Linked DNA regions of Homo sapiens: all the other regions are linked to region 1. Evidence: chromatin loops called from intact Hi-C (ENCODE). Cell type or tissue: adrenal gland. All regions are shown on one strand.

Evidence for each region. Peaks named below come from ENCODE experiments on the same cell type or tissue, not always from the same donor. Only the 100,000 strongest peaks of a DNase experiment are listed, where the experiment ranks them.
Region 2: a loop joins it to region 1, with 7 times the contacts of the local background. A loop is called at or near these places in 11 of 110 quality-filtered maps.
Region 3: a loop joins it to region 1, with 2.1 times the contacts of the local background. A loop is called at or near these places in 15 of 110 quality-filtered maps.

The regions. Positions count from the first base shown.
Region 1 is chr21:33,651,060-33,659,059 of GRCh38, forward strand. All of the region lies in intron 1 of ITSN1 (intersectin 1), which reads left to right. Among named protein-coding and RNA genes, the nearest start is that of ITSN1, 13 kb to the left of the region's middle. RefSeq lists an enhancer at 5,712-6,211. In adrenal gland, a CTCF peak has its summit at 4,978; a DNase peak (open chromatin) is centred at 97; H3K27ac peaks cover 2,650 bases.
Region 2 is chr21:33,702,838-33,710,837 of GRCh38, forward strand. The region is part of intron 1 of ITSN1 (intersectin 1); the gene reads left to right. Among named protein-coding and RNA genes, the nearest start is that of ITSN1, 64 kb to the left of the region's middle. In adrenal gland, no CTCF peak of the experiment used is centred here; no DNase peak of the experiment used is centred here.
Region 3 is chr21:33,820,242-33,828,241 of GRCh38, forward strand. It overlaps ITSN1 (intersectin 1), which reads left to right. Exons shown (of 40, transcript NM_003024.3): 25 at 3,246-3,412; 26 at 6,577-6,622. Among named protein-coding and RNA genes, the nearest start is that of ATP5PO, 92 kb to the right of the region's middle. In adrenal gland, no CTCF peak of the experiment used is centred here; no DNase peak of the experiment used is centred here; H3K27ac peaks cover 265 bases.

The DNA.
Region 1 (8,000 bases):
TAGAGCAGCGCCTGCTGCCTGGCAGACACGCAAGGGTTATTTGTTGGTTTATTAAATCAAGGAGTGTTTGAGGTCCTTCAAGCCTGGAGGCCCGAGGGCTCTGAGCTGGTACAGAGCAAGTGCTGGGGGCAAGAGAGACAGGTGGGGAGTGAAGGAGAGAGGCCCACTTGGGACTTGACTCTGAATGTCTGGGAAGTAGGAAGTTAATGTAAGTTTTAAGCAGGGGAGTCCCATGATGTGCTTTTGTTTAAAAATCTCCTTCTGAGTATCATGTGGGAGTGGATTGGAGGATGGATAGAGAGGAACATTCCATTGACTCGGCTTCCAGCTGTCTATGGATGTTGACGTTTCTACCTAGCCTTCTGCTTTATCTTTGTGATGAGGATAATGTGGTGTACTTTGTGAGGTCTCAGGAATGGTTTGAGATGAATGGTAATTTGTGTAAACTTTCCGGAGTTTCTCTGAGGAAAAGAGAACCCCATAAAATTATTACTATTGATCAAATGAAATAGCAGTGTAAGACAAAGATCAAGAATTATTTAGCTTTATAAACAAATTAATTGAGGTTATGAATATAGGTTTCTATAGGAGAGATTTTGTTTCCTTTTTTTAGTGAAAGAAATCTTAAATGTATGGGAATGAATCCTTAAAATAGCAGGCTTTTGCATTGTCTATAGAAGCTGTTCTCTTTGAGGAAGATCTGTTTTGTAAAATGCTGCTGTTGTCTGTCCAATCTGGAGTTTTAATTAGTATCAAAGGGAGGGAAATCCTGCAGTAATCGTAACCTTACTTTAATTCTTAGTTCAATTAGTTTTAAACCACAGTCATTATCTGTTATCTTTAGTTGTTTTGATCTTGGTAGATGAAGTGATTAATATTACAGTTGTGATTTGGTAATTTAAAAAATAACATGTTTTTTCCTACTACAAAAGGAATACATGTTTATTGAAGAAAACTTTTGGAAACATATATAAGGAAAGAAGACTAAAAGCCTACCAAGATCTTACCATCCAGTGATAATGACTGTTAATACCCTGTGAAGGTCAACATGCTCAAATTACCCAGCAGGTGCCTGGTGTGAAGCTACTTAGCCCGGGAGAGTTGAAGGCCTGTTAGGGACCACGAGCACTGAAGGTGGCAGGACGGTCCAGGGCCAGTCAACCCAGACCTTTGTGGTTCTGGGAGGATGCGTCCTGGTGTTACTACACCTTATAGTTATTTAGGAGAATGTGGGTTTAATATGAAATCTTCTGATTTTTATGTGGGCCACACTTTTTATTGTTAACACACTGGGGTTCAAAGCATACCTGAGGGCTGGATTCAGTCTTCGTTGCCTTGCCAGTTTGTAGCCTCAGGTACGTACAGTTTTGTAGCCTGTGTTTTTCACTTAATGTGTTGTATTTGCAGCCTTTTTTGCTACATCGTCATATATGTAATCAGTCACTTATTGCTGGACCTATAGATTCTTTGTCTTTTTGCTTTTTAATAAAGATAGGTAAAATTCTTGGACCAAAAGTTGTTTGTAAAGCCTTTGCAGCATACCGCTCTCAGATGCATTCCCCCTATCATGTAAAAGGTACTTGTTTCCTGTTCTCTTACCAGGACTGGGTAAAACCATCTCCAAAAACATCTTAGCCAATTTTATTTGTTTTAACTTGCATTATTTTCTGTATTACCAATGAGTGTGAATGATTATTAAATGCCTATTGGCCTTACACAAATTTATTTGGTAACCAACTTGTCTTGCTGGAACTCTAAGTTCCAGCAATGTTTTGGTCTTGCATTCAATGCTTCTCAGTCTTTGTGATTCCAGATAATATTAGTACTGTGTTAGTAGCAATAATTAGTACTAATTGTAGGCATCGTTCCCCAAAACTGAGGGCATCAGTATCTTTGGCACAACTATAATCCACTTAAAGTACTGTGACTGGGAAGTTCTTTTTTTTTTTTTTTTTGACAGAGTCGTGTTTTGTTGCCCAGGCTGGAGCGCAGTGGCACAGTCTTGGCTCACTGCAACCTCTGCCTCCCGGGTTCAAGTGATTCTCCTGCCTCAGCCTCCTGAGTAGCTGGGACTGCAGGCATGTGCCACCATGCCCAGCTAATTTTTATATTTTCAGTGGAGACGGGGTTTCGCCATGTTGGCCAGGCTGATCTCGAACTCCTCACTTCAGATGATCTGCCCTCCTCAGCCTCCCAAAGTGCTGGGATTACAGGCGTGAGCCACCGCACCCAGCCGTGATTGGGAAGTTCTGAGTTTAGTTAGCTGTTCAGTGAATGTTTGAGTACACGCTGTATATGCCTGGCATTGCTCTAGGTGAGTAGCCTTGAACCAAGATAGAATCTCAGCCCTCTAAGACTTCTATGCTTTTTTAAAAATTCTCGAGTTTTTCATACAGACCATCATGTTTATAAAGGACCATTTTCATTCCTAGAATTTATAATTTATTTTTAACTTGTATTTCTTTCTTTTTTTTCTTTTTTGAGACAGAGTCTCGCTCTGTTGCCCAGGCTGGAGTGCAGTGGCACGATCTCAGCTCACTGCAAGCTCCACCTCCCGGGATCATGCCATTCTCCTGCCTCAGCCTCCCGAGTAGCTGGGACTACAGGCATCAGCCACCACGCCCAGCTAATTTTTTGTATTTTTAGTAGAGACGGGGTTTCACCGTGTTAGCCAAGATGGCCTCGATCTCCTGACCTCGTGATCCGCCCGTCTCGGCCTCCCACAGTTCTGGAATTACAGGCGTGAGCCACTGCGCCCGGCCAATGTCTTTCTTTTTTTTGAGATGATGTCTTGTTATATCGCCCAGGATGGTCTTGAACTGCTGGGTTCCAGCAGTTCTCCTGTCGCAGCCTCCCAAAGTGCTGAGATTATAGGCATGAGCCACCATAACTTGTATTTGTTTATTGGCATGGAACTTCTAAAACAGTGATGAATGCTTGTTACCCTTTAATTCCTTCCTTCTTTCCTTCCTCTTTCTCTTTCTTTCTCTCTTTGTCTCTTCTTTCTCTCTTTTGTCTCACTCTGTCACCCAGGCTGAGTGCAGTGGCATGACCATGATTCACTGTATCCCCAACCTTCCAGGTTCAAGGAATCCTCCCACCTCAGCCTCCCAAGTAGCTTTGACTACAGCCACAGCCACGCACCACCACACCTGGCTAATTTTTTTTTTTTTTTTTTTGGAGAGACGATCTCGCTGTGTTGCCTAGGCTGGTCATGAACTTCTGGACTCAAGTGGACCTCTCGCCTCAGCCTCCCCAAGTGCTGGGCTTACGGGCATGAACCGCTGCACCTGGCCTTTGATTTTTTAAATTCACTTTAATTATCTTAAGTTCTGTTATACTCTAGACTCTTAGCAAGAGTCTAGAATCAACGTTAGTTATTAGTTCCGTATTTTGATTATGAGACAAGGTACAAAGCTGAGACTGTGTGATGAGAACCTTTGGAATGTATATCTGACCCAACACAGATCCCCTAAGTGCCCTTCAACCTACACATCCAATTTCTTCCTACCTCCTTCTCTACACAAAAGACATAATACATTGAACTCGGGTTGGGCACCTGACCAACCTGGCCCAATCAGTGTTCGTTTCTTCCCTGGAAATTTGAAACTAGGCTCAATAGAGAAGGATTTGGCCTTAATATGCTCAAGGACCCTAAGTAAAGGATTGGGAGTTATAAGCAGTTATGTTCTGCTGTCTGGGGACTAAGAAAGATGATTTATGGATGGGGAGAATAAAGTAACTGTCTAAAGAGAAGCAGAGAGAACACTACCTGACTCTCTGACAGCATTAAGCCACTCTCTTCCAGTCTGTTCTTGGTCCAGCTGCATTCTCGTTCTTGAGTTCTTAAGGTTACCTCCTTCCCCTTGATTTAGGTAGCTGGAGTTTCTGTTACTGTGAACTAAACATTCTTCTCATTCTTACCACAATATTCTTTTTATGATACTACCTTGTCTCTTTTTTTTTTTCACTATGTCTAGGGACGTTGTGAATTTGTTATTATTTTCTCCATATAATAACATCAACAGTTAAGGATAGCAAGAAACATGGAAGTACCAAAATTTAATCTAATTCAGGCAATCACAATTTGATTGGAAAGGCCATTTTACAAATGCGGACTCTGGCTCGGACCTGTTTTAAACCGGTGTAGATCTCTAGCTGAGGGAAAACAGGAAGGAAGAAATTTTGAAGTTACTTTTAAATGTTGCAGAATTTCAGTGGTGTCATTTCCTTTCACATCCATATAAAATGTTGACCTCCTGCAAAAACCAATACTAGGGACATTCACAGTGTACAGTATTATGTGCATCTGTATAGGGGGTGAGTCTGAATTCTGTTCAAGTGTGTAGCCACTGAAACAAGATTTTTTTTTTGTTTGAGGCAGAGTCTTACTCTGTCACCCAGGCTGGAGTGTGCAGCGGTGCAATCTTGGCTCACTGCAATCTCTACCTCCTGGGTTCAAACAATCCCCCCACCTCAGCCCCCAGAGTGGGTAGGATTACAGGCACCACCATGCCTGGCTAATTTTTTTTTTTTTTTTTTTTGGTATTTTTAGTAGAGATGGGGTTTCGCCATGTTGGCTAGGCTGGTCTTGAACGCCTGACCCAAAGTGATCTGCCTGCTTTGACCTCCCAAAGTGCTGGAATTACAGGCGTGAGCCACTGCGAAGGGCCTTGAAACAAGACTCTAAAGTGTACTGTCGAAATACCAAGAAGTTGAATCACAGAATAGTTTACCTGGGGCTGGGCTTAGTTCTTAGATTAGCTTTCTGTGTCGTGGTGATGTCATGTATCAGGAATCCTTAACTTAAAAAAAACTCAGTGATAAGTTTAAGTAGTCCACTATCTAAATGCAGTTGGGTGGGGAGGTGGAAAAAGTGATAGGGAGAGAAAAAAGAGGATTGTAGGAGAGAGAAGGAAGAAAAAGGAAGGTTGCTTTATTGCCACAGTTTTCTTTATTCATAATTGTATTTGTATGAGCTTTTTCATTTCCAAGTGGAAGAAGCACAGCATTGAAATGTAGTGACTCACATACCTGTCAAGTCCAAGGATTCTGATTGGCCTGGCATGATCGTGTGTCTGAACCCATCATATGACCAAGGGAAACGTGTACTCTCATTGGCTCTCCTGGGCCTTGGGTCTACCTTTTCCCCCAGTTGGTGAGACCAGTACCTAAACTCGTGGAATTAACAGAAAGCATTAAAGAGAAGTAGGATCTGTCAAGAGGAGAAAAAAACGCTAGGCAGGCAAAACAGATGGCCTTTACTCAGTGTATGATCAGTGTCATACAAATTAATAATTAATAATTGAAGTTACTTTTAAATGTTGTAGTATTTCAGTGGTGTCATTTCCTTTCACATACATATAAAATGTTGACCTCATGCAAAAACCAATACTACAGACATTCACAGTGTACAGTGTTGTGTGCATCTGTATAGGGGGTGAGTTTGAATTCTGTTCAAGTGTGTAGCCACTGAAACAAGCTTTTTTTTTGAGACGGAGTCTCACTCTGTCACCCAGGCTGGAGAGTGCAGTGGTGCAATCTTGGCTCACTGCAACCTCTACCTCCAGGGTTCAAACGGTCCCCCCACCTCAGCCCCCGGAGTAGGTAGATCAGGTCTGTGGCGTGCCACTTGTTTTATTTATTTATTTATTTGTTTATTTATTTATTTGGCAGAGTCTCACTCTATCGCCCAGGCTGGAGCGCAATCGTGCGATCTCGGCTCACTGCAACCTCCGCCTACCAGGTTCAAGCAATTCTCCTGCCTCAGCTTCCCAAGTAGATGGGATTACAGGCGCCTGCCACCACGCCTGGCTAATTTTTTGCATTTTTAGCATTTTTAGTAGAGACGGGGTTTTACCATGTTGGCCAGGCTGGTCACGAACTCCTGACCTCAGGTGATCCACCTGCCTCAGCCTCCCAAAGTGCTGGGATTACAGGCGTGAGCCACCATGTCCGGCCTTTTTTAATTTTTTTATTTTAATTTTTAGATTCAGAGGGTACATGCACAGGTTTGCTATGTAGGTTTATTGCATGATGCTGAGGTTTGGGCTTCTAATGAACCAGTTGCCCAAGTAGTGAACATAGCACCAGATAGGTAGGTTTTCAACCCCTGCCCCCGTTTTGGAATCCCCAGTGTTTATTGTTCTTAATTTTGTGTCAGTGTGTACCCAGTGTTTAGTTCCTACTTGTAAGTGAGAACATGCGGTATTTGGTTTTCTGCAGAAGCTTTCTTGACCTTCTCCTTTTATCTCTGATTGTCAGTTTCCTCTTAGTTTCATTTCTTTCCATAAGCAGCTGTGACCTCAGCATGGGTCATTTCAGCTATTTCCTTGCCCTGTTGCTCTGTTACATTTAGGACTTCCCAATTCCCTTTGAGGGCTTCTTATCCTTAAAATGTTGCTGTCGCCAGGGCTTTTCATACCCTCTTTTGACATTTCACTGGTCTTCCACGGCAGTCATTTTCACTGTATTTATCTGTCTGTACCTGGAGCGGTGTCTTTTTTTCTAACCCTGCATCGTGTAATGATGATGTTCTGATAGGTGATTTTGTCTTTGTGCAAACATCATAAAGTGTATGGTTGACCTTTGAACAAGGGAGGGATTAGGGGTGTTGGTCCCCAACACAGGCAAATCCACATATAAGCAGGGCTCCGTGGCCCTTGCCTGTAATCCCAGCACTTTGGGAGGCCAAAGTGAGAAGGTTGCTCGAGACCAGGAGTTTGAGACCATCCAAGCAACAAAGTGAGACTCCCATCTCTACAAAAATTTTAAAAATCAGCTGGGCATGGTGGTGTACTCTTGTAGTCCCAGCTACTAGGGAGGCTGAGGCAGGAGGATTGCTTGAGCCCAGGAATTTGAGGTTACAGTGACCTGTGGTTGTGCCAGTGCACTCCAGCCTGAGCGACAGAGCCAGATTCTGTTTTTAAAAAAAATCATATAACCTTTTTGACTCCCCCAAAACGTAACTACTAATGACCTATTGTTGACCAGAAGCCTTACTGATAACATAGTCCATGAACGCATACTTTGTATGCTATATGTATGATATATTCTATTCTTACAATAAACTAGAGAAAGGAAAATAGTATTAAGAAAATTATAAGGAAGATAAAATATATTTACTATTCATTAAGTGGAAGTGGGTCATCATAACATTCTTCATCCTCATTGTCTTCACGTTGAGTAGGCTGAGGAGGAGGAAGAAGGGTTGGTCTTACTGTCTCAGGGGTGACAAAGGTAGAAGAAAATCTGAATATGAGTGGACCCACACAGTTAAAACTCATGTTATTCAAGGGTCAACTACTTATACAAACCGAGGTGGTATAGCCTACTATACACCTAGGTTATATGTATAGCCTATTTTGCTCCTTGGTTACAAACCCCTACAGCCTGTTACTATACTGAATACTGTAGGCAGCTGTAACACAAGTATTTACAGTGGTATTTGTGTATCGAGACATATCTAAACATAGAAAAGGCACGGTAAAAATATGCTGTTACAATCTTACGGGACCACGATTGTATGTGCAGTTCATCATTGACTCAAATGTTACTGGCTGCATGACTGTACCTACTGGATCCATTGGGCGCTTAAAACTTCAATACATCTAGAGCATTGCTCACCTGCCACCTTTCTTCTGACCAACCTCTTCCTCTGTCTGTATATCCCATCTTGGTGAATGATACTATTATCTATCCTTTTGTTCATTGTTTCAGCAGTTATTTATTGATTACTTACTGTGTGTCAGATAGTCTGTGGTATAATTTTATATCATTTTGTTCCTGATTCCTAGCACATAGCTTCCAAAATCTTTGGAATTTCCTGAGTGGTGGGAGTGTCTTCTTATTCATAATGAGTCCTTTTGGATCTTATCTGAGTTCATGCTAATGAACTGGCTCCTGGGGATGAGGGGCTGGACACCCTCAGAATTGGGGGTGGTCCGGAGGAAGCAGTCAGGAAACTGCAGGATTGGAGGGTTGGAACTTTCAGCCCTCCG
Region 2 (8,000 bases), 52 kb after region 1:
GAGGCTGAGGCGGGCAGATCACCTGAGGTCAGGAGTTCAGGACCAGCCTGGCCAACATGGTGAAACCCTGTCTCTACCAAAGTACAAAAATTAGCCGGGCATGATGGCCGGTGCCTGTAATTCCAGCTACTCGGGAGGCTGAGATGGAAAAATCGCTTGAACTTGGGAGATGGTGGTTGCAGTGATTGCAGTGAGCCGAGATCGCACCACTGCACTCCAGCCTGGGTGGCTGAGCGAGACTCTGTCTGTGTGTGTGTGTGTGTGTGTGTGTGTGTGTATACACATATATACGTATATATAAATTGTATATATATAAAGAAAGAATATATATATAAAGAATATATATGCGTATATATATAAAGAAATAAAGTTGTTTTAAGGATGGTCATTCTAGTTTATAAATACATGTTTATTAGAGGCCTTCTACTTATCTATATCAACATTAGGGATTTTAATGTAAGTGCCAAAATTAAGGATCATCAGTATTTTTTCTTTTGACTTTCTGTAATTGGCTCTTTTTTCCTGAAGCTGAAATGAAGAAAGATTAAAGACTTCTTAAACATATTCTAGCTTTGGTTTAAAAATCTGAACATTATCCAAACTTGAAGAAACTATTTACCTGTTTCTTCATTGCTTAATACTTAGTCTCTATGTTTTTCTATTTTTTGTACCTAAATAAGGAGTGTTTGTCTCAATAAAATATCTAGGTCCAGCAATATGTTTAGAAAGGTTTTAATAACTTGCTGAAAGCATGCATTTTGTGTAAAGTGTGGCAAAGAAGGAAACAATTGTACTTTCACTGGGAAAAGACTAAAAGGAAATATAAATACCAAGCTGTTGATAGAGGTTGCCTTCGGAGAGTGGAATTGTGGATTTTTTTTTCACCTATCTTTTCAGTTTTCTAAATTTCCCACAATTGTCACCTATAACCTTTAAAGGGGGAAAGTGTAAGCAATCATGATGTAGGCCCTGTTGTAAAACAGAAGTAAATGGGACTGTGCCTATTTGCCTACTTGGTGCTGCCCTTTTCCGTGTGTTGTCTCCTCGCCGAAGAGCTCCGGGCCCTTAGCCCTGAGGTGCTGCCTCTGCTTGGGGCTGAGCTTCCTGCACTCCTGGGTAACTCTCCTGCTTTCTAGGCCACAGGGCCAGGGACCTCAGAGAGAAGAATGCCTTTCCTTTTCTCTAGGTATGTTTCTGTTTGTTTTCAGCGTAGGTGACCTACCTTATGCTGCTGAAGTCCCCTCATAGAGATAGAACTGATTTCGTTCACTTTTTTCTTTTCTTAACTGCTCTAGGCTTTCTGTTAGATTTTCAAAAAATGTGTGACTTCCTGCTTACATATGGTAAATGTTTACACGTCAGGAAGCTTTTCCTTTTTGTGTGTAAGAAGTAGAAGCTCACTGGACTTATATGTCAGCATTCTATTAATCTTAATTCCCCCATTTTGTTTCTGTGATCTGCTATGACATTACAAAAAAAATTGGTTTATCTTTCTTCTTTCGTTTTCCAGTGCCTTTATTGCATGGAACAGTATCCCCTGCACCCACGCTTCACCCTGGTTAGTTTACCAGGCTAACTACTTTGTGCCTCTTTGGTGAAGTTCGTATTCCTAAAAGTATGAGGTTATCATCATGGGCTCTGAATCCAGACTCTCTCTTCCATTGTTTAATAACTGTATAAACTGTGTTTTAGTCTCTGGAAGAGGGAATACTAATAATATTTAGTCCATAGCTTTGTTAATAGGATTAAATTGGCTAATATAGGTCAGGTGTACTTGCAAGCACTTAAACTTTCCATTCGTTATTATAAGCTATTACTATTAAGGATCATGCCAGTAAATCCTCACCAAAATTGACTTCATTATTTTGGCATAATGTTATTGTAGACTATTATCTTTGATTCCGGGAGTAAGGCTAAGTTGTCATTTGAATGAGATAAGGACCTCGAAATCAGTTGTAAAGACAATCTTGGCCGGGCGCGGTGGCTCACACCTGTAATCCCAGCACTTTGGGAGGCCAGGGTGGGCAGATCACGAGGTCAGGAGATTGAGACCATCCTGGCTAACATGGAGAAACCCATCTCTACTAAAAAAAAAAAAAAAAAAAAAAAATACAAACAAAAACATTAGCCAGGCGTGGTGGCAGGTGCCTGTAGTCCCAGCTACTTGGGAGGCTGAGGCCGGAGAATGGCGTGAACCTGGGAGGCAGAGGTTGCAGTGAGCCGAGATCGGGCCACTGCACTCCAGCCTGGGCAACAGAGCAAGACTCCGTCTCAAAAAAAAAAAAAAAAAAAGACAAAATGTTTTAATGAGGAGATAAAAATCACTGAACCAGCCTGTTGTTTTTATATTGGATCAGTATAGCTTTGTACCGTACCTGGAAATAAAAATAAAAATTTTTCCTGAGTAAATTAATAAGATGTAGGAAAGATATTAAGGTTTATTTTTAAGTAAGCTCTAAATAGAAATGATAATCTGATTATAAAAAGAAGAATATGAAAAATATTTAATATGCTAGTGCTCTGACTCAAAAATTAAAACCTACATTTTTTCTTTATTATTTGTTTTTTGAGACAGAGTCTCGCTCTATCACCCAGGCTGGAGTGCAGTGGCACGATCTCAGCTCACTGCAAGCTCTGCCTCCTGGGTTCACACCATTCTCCTGCCTCAGCTTCCCGAGTAGCTGCGACTACAGGTGCCTGCCACCACACCCGGCTAATTTTTTTTTTTGTATTTTTAGTAGAGACAGGGTTTCACTGTGTTAGCCAGGATAGTCTTGATCTCCTGACCTCATGATCCGCCCGCCTCAGCCTCCCAAAGTGCTGGGATTACAGGCGTGAGCCACTGCACCTGGCTAAAACCTACATTTTTTTCAATTCTCTTTTTAACATTTGAAAATTTTGCTTAATCTAAAATATACTCCAGAAGTTTAAATGGAAAGACCTTAATAAAATATTCAGTCAAATGCTCTTCCTTTAGAAATGGAGGTACTGAAGTTCATTTCTCCTATCATTCTAAATTGATGTTTCATTTTGACTATATATTTAGTGAGTTATGGCAGTAAAAGCAGCTTTAATTTTTTTTCTGAAAGCCTACTCATATTGGAGCCCTTTATAACTTGCCTCTTGAAGTATATATATTTATTCATACAAATCAAACACTGATGTCTGTGAAGTTTCATATCATCTTTTATATTTGAATTTTGTTCATATACTTATTGTCACCCAGGCTGGAAGTACAGTGGTGTAATCTCAGCTCACTGCAACCTCTGCCTCCTGGGTTCAAGTGATTCTCCTGCCTCAGCCTCCCGAGTAGCTGGGATTACAGGCATGTGCCACCATGCTGGCTAATTTTTCTATTTTTAGTAGAGATGGGGTTTCGCCATGTTGGCCAGGCTGGTCTGGAACTCCTGACCTCAAGTGATCTGCCCACCTCAGCCTCCCAAAGTGCTGGGATTACAGGCATGAGCCACCAAGTTTTTAATTGATGGCATTTTAAAGAATACCTCATATTTTATACTTTCCAGACATTTTCCCCACTTATATGAAATTTAAAATGAGAGTATAGCTGTTATTTGTTACTTGGTCATAAAGGTATTTGGAAAAGCACTGATCTTAGAATTTTAATAAAAGGCATTTATTACCAAAAAAAAAAAAACACTGGATATATTGACCTTAAAATGAGTAATTAGTATTTTCCAGTAAAGCATTTTGGATTCAACATAGACTATGCTTCACCCTACCTCACTTCTATTAGAAAACCTTTTTTAAAAAGAAATTTTCTTTTTGTCAGCTTTAGTAAATAATGTCATTCAGGATTCCTATTCACAATCTGAGATCTGCCACTTAACTTGCTCAGAAGCCTTACAGTCCACACCATTTGTTCTATCCTTTCAATTCAGGTTTTATTTGTTTATTTATTTATTTATTTTTTTTGGCGTGCTGTTGCACAATCTTGGCTCACTGCAACCTCTGCCTTCTGGGTTCAAGTGATTCTCCTGCCTCAGCCTCCCGAGTAGCTAAGGTTACAGGCGTGCGCTATCACGCCCAGCTAATTTTTGTATTTTTAGTAGAGATGGGGTTTCACCATGTTAGCCAGGCTGGTGTTGAACTCCTGACCTCAAGTGATCCACCCGCCTCGGCCTCCCAAAGTGCTGGGATTACAGGTGTGAGCCACTGCACCTGGCCTCAATTCAGTTTTTAACTTGAGCTTAAACGAGATATTTTTTAAAAGTTAAAATCTGTGTTGAGGCATATCAAGAATTGCTATGTCTCTTGGGGGAGAGATGTGAATTCCATCAACATAGATATGCTAGTTTATAGTGAACTGTTAGGAATGCTGTACCCTTGACTCATACTTAGTCTTTTCTTTGTGGCTTGTGGCTCTCTTTTCAACTTCATTAACATGTAATTGAAGTGTACTAAATGCATATACTTATTTTTTATGTTTTTTCAATTTTTTATTTTTTGTGTGTGTTGGGGGGTCTCACTATGTTGCCCAGGCTAGTCTTGAACTCCTGGCCTAAAGTGATGCTCCCACCTTGGCATCCCAAAGCACTTTACAGATGTGAGGCACTGCACTTTAAATGTGTATATTTAAAAATGTACAGTTTGGTTAGTTTTGACATGAGCATATGCCTGTGAAATCATCATTCCCAAGAGAGCAAACACTTCTGTTCCCCCAAAAGGTTCTTGTGCCTCTCTGTTTTGTGTCCTTTCTTCTCCTCCCATCTTCAGGAAACCACTGATGGGGTTTTTGTCACTATAATTAGTTTACATTTTCTAGAATTTTTCTGGAAGTGGAATCATAGATATATACTTCTTTTTTAATCTGACTTCTTTCACTTAGCATAATAATTTTGAGATTCACGCATGTTGTTGCCTGTGTAACAGTTGGTTACTTTTTATTGCCAAGTAGCATTTCATTGGATGGATAGATCATCATTTGTTTATTCATTGATCAGTTGATTGACATTTGGGTTTCAGTTTTTGGCTCTTAAAAATAAAGCTTGATAGTACATTTGTATAGAAATCTTTGTGTGGGCATAAATTTTCATTTCTCTTAACCAAATACCTAGAAGTAGAGTGGCTAGGTGGAGTGGTAGCTGTGTAATGTTTTAAGAAAACTATATTTTTAAAAGTTTGTACAATTTTACATTCCTCTCAGCAGTGTGTAGAGCTGTTCCACATCCTCACCAACACTAGATGTGGTCATTCTTTCTCATATTAGCCATTCTAGTGGAAATATAGTGGCATATCAGTGTGATTTTAGTTTGCATTTCCCTGATGATTAATAATGTTGAACATCTTTTCATGGGTTTATTGCCCATTTCTAGAAGTTATTTTACATCTCAGCCATTTCCTCACTGAGCTGTCTTATTCTTAAATTGTAAGAGTTCTTTAGATATTGTGGATACAAGTACTTTTTCTAATGTATGTGTTGCAAGTAAGTGTTTTCTTTGTGGTTTGCTTTTTTGTTTTCATAAGGGTTATCTTTTGAAGAACTGTTTTTTTGTTTTTTTTATTACTTTGAAGCCCAGTTTACTAATTTTTTCTTTTTTGTTTTTTTTTGAGATGGAGTTTTGCTCTTGTTGCCCAGGCTGGAGTGCAATGGCGCGATCTCGGCTCACAGCAACTTCGCCTCCCAGGTTCAGGCCATTCTCCTGCCTCAGCCTCCAGAGTAGCTAGGATTACAGGCATGCGCCACCACGCCCGGCTAATTTTGTATTTTTAGTAGAGACGGGTTTCTCCATGTTGGTCAGGCTGGTCTGGAACTCCGGACCTCAGGTGATCCACCCGCCTTGGCCTCCCAAAGTGCTGGGATTATAGGCGTGAGCCACCGCACCCGGCCTAATTTTTTCTTTTATAAATCATGCTTCCTTGTGTTTTGAGAAATTGCCTAGCCTAAGTTCAGGAAGATATTCTCCCATCTTTTAAGATTTTTATATGAAGCATATATGGTTTTGCATTTAGGCCTAGGACCCGTTTTGAATTAATTTTTGTGTATTATGTAAAGTGTCAGTGTTGGCTTTTCTCCCCACCTGGATATCCAGTTGATCCACTTTGTTTGTTGAAAGACTTTTTTCCTCCAGTGATTTGTCTTTACAACTTTGCCAAAAATCAGTTAACCAAACGGGTAGGTCTTTCTGAACTCTTCTTTTCTGTTTTATTGATCTGTCTCTTTACACCAATCCCAAAAGGCCTTGACTACTGTTGTTTTATAGTAAATCTTGAAATCAGGGTAAATCTTTCAACTTTGTTCTTTTAAAAAGTTGCTCTGCTTATTCTAGGTCTTTACTATCAGCTTGCCGATTTCTGCCACAAAGCCTGCTGCAATTTTGATTGGGATTGCATTGAATATACAAACCCTTTGGAAAGAATGGCATTTTCACAGTATTTAATCTTTCAACCCATGAACTTAGTATCTTAGTACCATTTATTTAGGTCTTCTTTAAGTTTTCTTCGCAATATTTTGTAGTTCTAAGTGTAGAGGCCTTGTATATGTTTTTTTGTGTGTTTGTTTGAGACGGAGTTTCACTCTTGTTGCCCAGGCTGGGCCTCCCGGGTTCAAGCGATTTTCATGCCTCAGCCTCCCAAGTAGCTGGAATTACGGGCATGTGCCACCATGCCTGGCTGATTTTGTATTTTTAGTGGTCAGGCTGGTCTCGAACTCCTGTCCTCAGGTGACTCACCCGCCTTGGCTTCCCAAAGTGCTGAGGTTACAGGCGTGAGGCACCGCGCCCAGCCTGTCTTTTGTTAAATTTACATTTAGAAATTTTACATATTTTGATGCTACTGTAAAACAGTTGTTTTTCTTAATTCCACTTTCCAATTTTTTGCTTGCTAGTATTTAAGAATTCAGTTCATTTTAATACATTAACCTTTTATCCTGCAGTTTTGTTAAATTCACTTATTGAATATAGTTATTGTTTTCTAGATTCTCTGGGATTTTCTATATAAATAGTGATATCTGTAAATAAGGAGAGCTTTATTTTTACTTTCCAATCTTCATGCCTATTTTTTGCTTGTTGTTTTTCTTGTCTTATTACTTTATTGAGTAATCTCCATATCAGTGTTGCACAGAAGTGGTAAAAGCAGATATCCTTGTCTTCTTCCTGATCTCAGGCTGAGAAATTCAGTCTTTAACCGTTAACTGTGATGTTAGATGTAGGTTGTTCATGGATCCCCTATATCTGTTTGTAGAAGTTTCCTACTAATTCTAATTTGCTGAGAGGCATTTTTTTTTGTTTTTTTTTTTTTTTGAGACAGAGTCTCGCTTTGTCACCCGGGCTGGAGTGCAGTGGCATGATCTCGGCTCACTGCAAGCTCTGCCTCCCGGGTTCACGCCATTCTCCTGCCTCAGCTTCCCGAGTAGCTGGGACTGCAGGCACCGGCCACCACGCCTGGCTAATTTTTTGTATTTTTAGGAGAGACGGGGTTTCACCGTGTTAGCCAGGATGGTCTCGACCTCCTGACCTCGTGAACCGCCCGTCCCAAAGTGCTGGGATTACAGGCGTGAGCCACCACACCCGGCCTGGTTTTTTTTAATCATGATTGGATGTTGCGTTTTTGTCAGAAGCTTTTAAAAAAATATCTGTTCACATGATCATATGGGCTTTCTGCTTTATTCTGCTAATATAGTATATTACATTTTCTGAATGGTTTAATCTTGCCATTTCTAGGATAAACTATTTGGTTATATTTTAGTATCCTTTTTATATAATATTGATGTTCAATTTTTAATTTTTGTGAATGATTTTTGTATCTGTATTCTTTAGGGATCTTGTTCTATTATTTTTTGTAACGTCTGTGAGGTTTTGGTATTATAGTTGTATGACCTAAAAAAGTGAAGTGGGTAGTGATCTCCTTTTTTTTTGTTTGTAAAACTTTTCATAATTTTTGTATTATTTCTTCTTTGAAAGAATTCACCAGTGAAACAGACTATGGCTTTCTTTTGGGGGAAGTTTTTTGTTTTTTTTTTTTTTCTTTTGAGACGGAGTCTT
Region 3 (8,000 bases), 170 kb after region 1:
TAAAACTTAGGTAATTCAGGCCCTCATGGTAAAAATCTCACATCTTTTTTACATTCAATACAGCCATCATCACATCCTAACTGGAGAGTGCTCCCTGAGTTAGATGGGTTTTCTGTGTAGACATCTGAGCAGTGTTGTAGTTAACAGATGCCATAACTAACCAATTCTATAGTAATTCTTTATGGGTTCCTTGAATACATTACAGGAGAATAGAATGTTTTATTTAGTTTGTCTGCCATAATGAGATTGTTAACATTCCTTAGAAACCTTGCCCAGTGAAAAACAGAATTATTAAAACAGCTGTTTTAGGTGGAGACAGCAAGGATTAAGGTATAATGGTATTTCAGACTCACAGTAACAATGTTCTTTTTTCAAGAGGTTTTTTAAAGTAAGAATTTTTTTTAGTTCATAGTATAGCTATAAAACCTTATCACTAAACAAATCCAGCATCTAATTTTTGCTATTACCATGAAAATGATTAACAGAGTTCCCTTTATACATTCTCATTATCTTAATGACTTTTTATCCACTGTTAGGGTAACAAGGCAAAAAGCTCCTTTAAATACCACATGCAGTCAGTTTAGTAAAAAGCAACTTATGCACCTCACCAAAAGATAAAGAAAAAAACTTTGGTGTGTTACATCCAATCAAGGCTCACTGGAGGGCTGGAGTTTGTATCTTGACTCACCCATCTAGTAACAGTATTATTTTGTTTATGCCTTAGCTTCTTTGTCTGTAAATTGGCCGTGATAACTACCCCTTGAGGTAGGAAATTATTACAAGGATAATGAGATAACATGCAGAAGGCTTTTAGAACAAAGCTCAGTAAATGTCTGCTACTTTTATGTCGTTTTTGCTTCATTCCCTGGATTAGTGATAAAGCCACATAAAGTATGAGCATCCTCATCCAATAGCAGTATGGAGGAGTGTTTGTTTGTTTTGAGACATGTACTGAGGACTCAATAAATAGGTCACAAGTGAACCATGCATGTACTTAAAATTGGGCAACATAATAGAGTTAAATTCTGATCTTAGTTTGTATTTATTACAGCCAATTTTGAAATGACTTAGTTATTAGAAATATTTGGAAAGGTTGCTGGCTTTGTGAAGGGGTGGGAGGACATTAGAAATTCTGAGAAAAGCTATTTACATATATTAATGAGCCTTTTGTAAATACCACATTGAACATAATCAAATTTAAAGTAAACTGTAAACCAGATAAAATAGATGATTGGCTTGGGTTGCTTTTAAAATATTTAAAATATTGGCTTGGGGATGGCCAGTGCCCTCTGTGGAATGTTTCCTGAGAAGGGGTAGCTAAAGAGGAACCTCTGCCTATCCATCATCATGTCTCTGGGTTTCATTGTCACCCTAAAGCCACTCTCAGATGTCTTTGTGCAAGGCAGGCAGGGCAAGGCCAGCCTCAGTCTTCCCAGTCTCCTTTATATTTTATACTGCAATACCAAGTTCAGCCAGAGTTCATGTTTCTGAAGTTTCTTAAGCATTTGGAAAGTTACTTCAAAATTTGGATCAATTTTAAAGAAAGTAACTTTGAAGTTGAGGAATCACTGGGGAAAGTATTGATGGCCAAGGATCCTGTCTTAAATGGCCAAATATGATCTAAAGAACAGTAACAGGGAGCAAAATGAAAAGGGAAGGGTGAGAGTATGGAGAAGTCAGAAAAATGAGTCTGTTAATGAAGAAAGAATGACCCTATTAAAGCCACCAAACTTTGATTTCCTTGTGTGGGAAATCATTTTTCCAATTTTCACTGTGGAGGTATGTGTTACCAGCGCCTCAGGGCTAAAGACAGAGAGTCTTCTGTTTTCCCTGGGACGTTTGAATGACCTGTGTCTGCCATGGGGCCCAGTGCTCTCCACCAGCAATTGCTGCTGGCCTCGGCGCTGACAGGTCAACACTGGCGCTGAAGGAGGCCCTTGTTGCTCCAGGGGCTGCCCACGTGAGCACAAGAGTTAGAGGTTTTTGTGTTTTTGTCTGTTTGTTTTAGTTTTCATTAGTACCTCCTGCAGAGGCTCTGATAATCAACCGAAGGAGTTCTCCATAAAAAATTCCTACCTCTTACTCAACACGAGGCTCGACATTAAAGGAACATCATCTGAGGTTTAGAGAGAAACATACATTGTCCATCATAAAAATGAACTTTTTGGGTAAATGGTGATTTTTCTGTTGCTTTAAAAAAATACATACAAAAGCCTAGGATAAAATGGAGAAAAAGGGGAAATAAGAAACCTGTGCATCTTTCTGTAAATCTTTTATCCTGTACCTAGAACCTCCATCCAGGATTTTGTGTCTGGTGATCTTTCTGAGAGTGTGATTTGGTTCTAAGCCTTAATAAAATCCACCAAGAGTGATGCAAAGTTCTACATCTAATTAAAAAGGAAAGTTTCTTCTGTAATGCACACCCTTCAAATTCAAGACACAAAGGAACATTAGTTCTTATCCTTTAAGACTAAATTACATGAATAATAAAATGTGATAAACTGTGATTTGTCTTTTTAACTTGTTGAAAGGCTTTCTGGGATTGGGTTAGACATTCCTTTTATCATCAGTCCTCTCTACCTGTTTGTGCTCTTGAATGACAACTAGATGCCCATTTTTAACTAAACAATATGTGTAACTCATTTTGTGTTCTAACAGCTTCCTATCATATTGTGTATATGGCACAATAGGACATAAGTTTTCAGGCACTTCAATAAGGAAAAGTATGTCTTATTTAATTTATGCGAAGGATATATGCTATCTAACAATTTTTTAAAAACCTGTGACGTAGTACCCTCAAAACTGAAATACACATATTTAATATGCTTACCAAGAGCCTGCATATGAATGCATCTGACCCAGTGCTCAGCACAGAGTAGGTATTGTGTAACTCTTAGTTAAAAATAAATGTAAAAACCATTTTCATTCAAAAAGAAATCATGATGCTAAATGGTAGATCACTCTTAAATACTCAAGTGTCGGTAAACATGCAGTTGGGTTTTTTATTCCTGTGTCTGGGTCTTCCCAGGAATTGTCTCCCTGTCTGCAGCTACTGAACTTTTATGTGCACTGGGGGAATGTGGAGCCCAGGGCATTCTGCAGCTCTGTATTTTATCTGTGACTAGCCTTTCTCTTGAATGGATCTTGTCCTAACTTCCTTATTCGTAAACTTGCTTTTGCAAAGCTGTCTGGGATTTCTTTAAACAATCAAGCTCTCTCCGTATCTCAATATTTCTCCCCACCAGAATTTATTGCCATGTACACTTACGAGAGTTCTGAGCAAGGAGATTTAACCTTTCAGCAAGGGGATGTGATTTTGGTTACCAAGAAAGATGGTGACTGGTGGACAGGAACAGTGGGCGACAAGGCCGGAGTCTTCCCTTCTAACTATGTGAGGCTTAAAGATTCAGAGGTAAACCCACATTAACTGTTTCCTCTCCCTTTCTGTGCGGTGATTCTCTTTGTGGGGAGTCACGATGTTTGACAGCGGAACTTTGTTGGGTTTTGCTAAGTTCTGGAATGTGACAGTAAATCCAGTGTGACCTGTCATTGTTTGATCTTGTCATTTGGCACTGCGCAGTAAGCACTGGCTTCCCCCAAGCAGAATGCCATCAGGGCTAAGTGGAGGCTGAGTGTGATGGGGCTGGTCCGCATCAGCTGGGAGGATAATGTTCAGTATTAAGCTCTCTTCCTGCCTGTAACTGACTTACGCTTTGGAGTAAACTTTCTTGATTAGATCATTATGGTCATTGATTTTTAAATGCCCAAGAATGGTAGCAATATTTTGCCTGTATAAACAGAAGTATTCTGGTGATAATCGCCCCAGAATATTGGATATTATTAGAAAGTTTTTAGAATTTCTGGTTTTGCCCACACAGTAGAAAGACACAAGATCTAAGGGATGGGTACACTTTTGGCTAGGCCTTAGAATCTCCGTTGATCAGGACTGAATTTAAGTGCTGTTATCCGTATGAATTGGAAGTGCTCTCACTGTTGTTAAATAGAGCCCTAAAAATTTGATCACATAAACTGTGGTCTTAAGATAGTGCAAGTTGAATGGAATGGTGGGGTGGACCTACCACAGAGCATGGGAGTCAGTCTTGTAGGAGCCACTTGCACGTTAGTGGAGAGTTTCAGGGTATAAATGGAGTCATTTAACAGATCCAATGCACATTTAAAAAAACCAACAAGAATTAACTCCTTTTTTTTTTAAGTGTTGACAGTCAATTCACAGTTATTTTCTTTTTCTCCTCATACCTCCTAGGTACTGAGAGAGAAAAGGCTGGCAGGGAGCCTGTAGGGGCCGCTTTCTCAGGAGTGAGCAAGTGGACAAAGTTCTCTCTCTCTTTCAAATGCCAGTAGTAGAGTGTATACTGGGCTCTTACATGTGCGGCTCCGTGTACTCGGAGCTGCTCTGGGAGCGAGGCTGGGCCTGGTGCCCTGCTCTAGGAGTCCTGCCCTTGGCCTGCTCACCTCTCCTGCAGCTCCCAGAAATGATTTTATTTGCTTGGGTTTTGTTTTTTTAAGGGGTGGCATTGTTTTGCTTTTTGGTTTTTCTTGCTGCGGTCTTGAGAGCAGCTAAGTGGAATTCCCATGGATGGATTTACATAAGTCTGCCCACCCTTGGAGAATCTGGCAGAAGCCCGGAAGAAAGTAATTTTGCCCTGCGAGACAGCTGGCATATTGGACTTTTCAGACCTGGAAACAGAGAATTCAATTCTTCTCCAGGCCAGCAAGTCGAGTCCAATGAGAGTCATACAGATGATATTTCAGGGGAATTGGGTAAAACACTAAAAGCCAAACTCAATTTCTACTACCGTGCATGAAAACTCTTAAAGTGACTTTACCTTTTGGATCAGTTAAAATACGAAAGCCATTACTTGTAATGTATTTTAATAAGTTACAGTTTTCTACTTTAATAAAACCATCCGAAATAAATTTTAGGAAAACACACAGTGACTTTTTTTTTTAAGGTAAGTGGAGTTGTAAGGTACTTTCTTAACCACAGTCTTAAATTATTAGCCACAGAAGAACTAGCAGTACTAGAAATTTTTAGATATACATCTAGCTATACTATTCAATAATAATGAAAAAAAAACCTGAAAACTCAGCTCTTTCGTCCTACTTGAATACAGAATTCAGTGTAAAAGCAAAATATCCGACCCAACCTAACACCAGACCCAGCTTCAGATACCAGAACTGACGTCTGGGCATGGGGAGAGTCGTCCCATCCTGCTTCCCTTCTCTGTATGGGCAGGTCTGGGGCACAGTCTGGGGGACTTTATAGGTGCAGGGAGGACAGAACATGGCCTTCTGAATCCATCTCAGCTTATGGGGCTGGCTGTGGTTTTTCAAAGGGAGCACATTGAAACTACTTGAACTCTAGGGTACTGCCAATTGCCTTGTTCTTTTTATGGAGTATAGGGAGTAGATTCTAAGCCTGTACTAGGAAAGTTAACTGGTCACTGGAGTCTTGTTTCATTGGTATTCCTTTTTTTGATATGCAGCCTATTGAAAAATAGTGAGAGATTGCTTTTGTATAACTTTGTTCGTTAATAAAGCAGAATCAGAGTAAAAATTTAACCCGAACTTTTCCTGGTAAATGTTTCTTAAATTTCAATAAGCAAAATAAAGAGACTGTAAGTTGTGTTCCTGGTAGATAAATGGCATATTTTTATTCTTTCAGTAACTCATGTTTTGTTTATTAAGCCTTTTGTTTTGTTTTAATTGGAATGCTTAATTTACTGCAAGATAGACTCAAGCATAAATTAATTTAGAATAAAGTACTTTGTAACAACAGATTCCGTTCTGGCTCCTGTCCTGCCTCTCGTGGTCTCTGTTGTTGGCTTACTTGGCTGGTTTAAAATTCCATGAGTATCCCAGAGAGGAATTCAACCCCAGAGCACTTTTTAAACACTTGATAGTTGGGAAGAAATATGCTCTGCCTCTATGCATTGATAGAGAAATTTCAATGTATAAACTCTGTGAAATTGGGTGGAAAGGCCACACAGGACAGCCACTGCCTCTTTGGATAGAGAGGGGTGAATAGGATGGGGGAAGAGAGGTTCCAGTTGTCCCTGTTAGTTTTTTAAAAAAGAAAGCTCCTGAAGCAAATGTGCAAAATATTAATATTTTAATGTGTTAAAACCGGGTAGTAGGCTCGTGAGTTATATTCCCTGTACTTTTTATGTGTGAAATATTTCATAATTAGCCATGTGAAAATAAGTCCGAGCTTAGTGTTTAGGATGTAAACTAACAGTCTTCCTAGCCTGGAACCTCCTCTTAGATTTGACCAGGTCCGAGAAGTGCCTGTGCTTGGAGCCCTCTGGGCTCTTACAGGCGCCATACTCTGCTGTTTTTTTCTCTTATAGAAATGAGTAAAAGCCACATGTTTTAATTATTTTTTTCCATGTTTTCCTGATCTATATCCTTGTGTCAGGTGATACAGTGCTATGTTTTCCCAGAATGAAAAGTGGGGCTTTGGGGCTCAAGCGGGTTTGTATCATCATTAATCGTTTTTAAAGTTGCATGATCAAAACTTCAGCATGCAAATGAGACCTTTTGCTCTGTTTTAAGGGCTCTGGAACTGCTGGGAAAACAGGGAGTTTAGGAAAAAAACCTGGTAAGTTACAAACCCTGATGCTTACTTTTCAATGTTTTGAATGTAATTGATAGTTGCTCCCCATCTTTGTGTATTAGGGCCAGAAGCCTAAAATAAAAAGAATCTTTCCTAAGAGTGGTGAGAGTAAGTCCTTTCCTTGGAATCCATTAATAATTTTACTTGGTTATGAGATTTGTCTGTTGCTTCACACATGAAGAGTGGAGACGTTACCTAACAGAATGTTCTCTTGGGTTGTCGAGAAATAATTCAGGTGAGGCCAGGCACGGTGGCTCATGCCTGTAATCCCAGCAGTTTTGGAGACCGAGGCAGGTGGATCATTTGAGGTCAGGAGTTTAAGACCAGCCTGGCCAACAGGGGAATCCCGGTCTGTACCAAAAAATAGAAAAATTAGCCAGGCATAGTGGCATACACCTGTAATCCCAGCTACTCGAGAGGCTGAGGCAGGGGAATCACTTGAACCCGGGAGGCCAAGGTGGCAGTGAGCCGAGGTTGCTCCACTTCACTCCAGCCTGGGCGATAGAACAAGACTCTATCTCAAAAAATAAAATAAAATAAAATAAAATAAATATATAGATAAATAATTCAGGCAAGATGCTGGGAAGTTATAATACATGGAGCTGTAGGATTATGGGCTCAGCTGCTTCTCCGTCTTCCTCTTAGGCTTGGTTAGCCCTTTTTCATTTCATAACAATGCATTCCCAGGACACAAACAATGGAGAAGATTAGAGTGTAGGTCCCATTAATGTAGAAGCCATAGGATGGTTTTCCTCGGTACACATTGAAGGTACAAAATTGTAGTCATGCCTCTGAATCCAAAGTGTTTTAGTTTATTTCAGTAAAATCACATGTGCTATAAATAGCACGAAAAAGAAAAGAAAGAAGCGGATGTGAAATAATACGGTTTCTGTGGCACGTCTTCCTGGTCTAGGTCATTTGAACTTTTTGGCTATCATATTCTTAGAAAATTATAGGTTGAAACAGTCACTGAATTGCCAAGAGACGGATTTGCTTGTCTGTCTGGTGCCCAGCTCCAACTGGGCTTACATGGCTAGGGAAAAGAAGGGAAATTTCACGTAGTCTAGGATTTTATTTTAGTCAGATAAATACTGGATGGAGTATTTAGTCAGATAAATACAGTGGATGGAGATACATTGGACCACCCCACCAAATCTCCGTTTTAAGTGTAAGTTTTCTAAGTTTTGTACACTTGTCATTCCAGAGGGTCCAGATATTTCATAGATGAAGCCCAGGTGGGCTTTGCTTTGCACTGAAACTAGCAAGAAAGGACACAAAAGACTGCAGAGAATGTTGGGGCAGATTGCTGGCTGCGTATGCCAGGTCCCTTGAGGAGCAAGAACATCCAGTGCCAAATAGGACA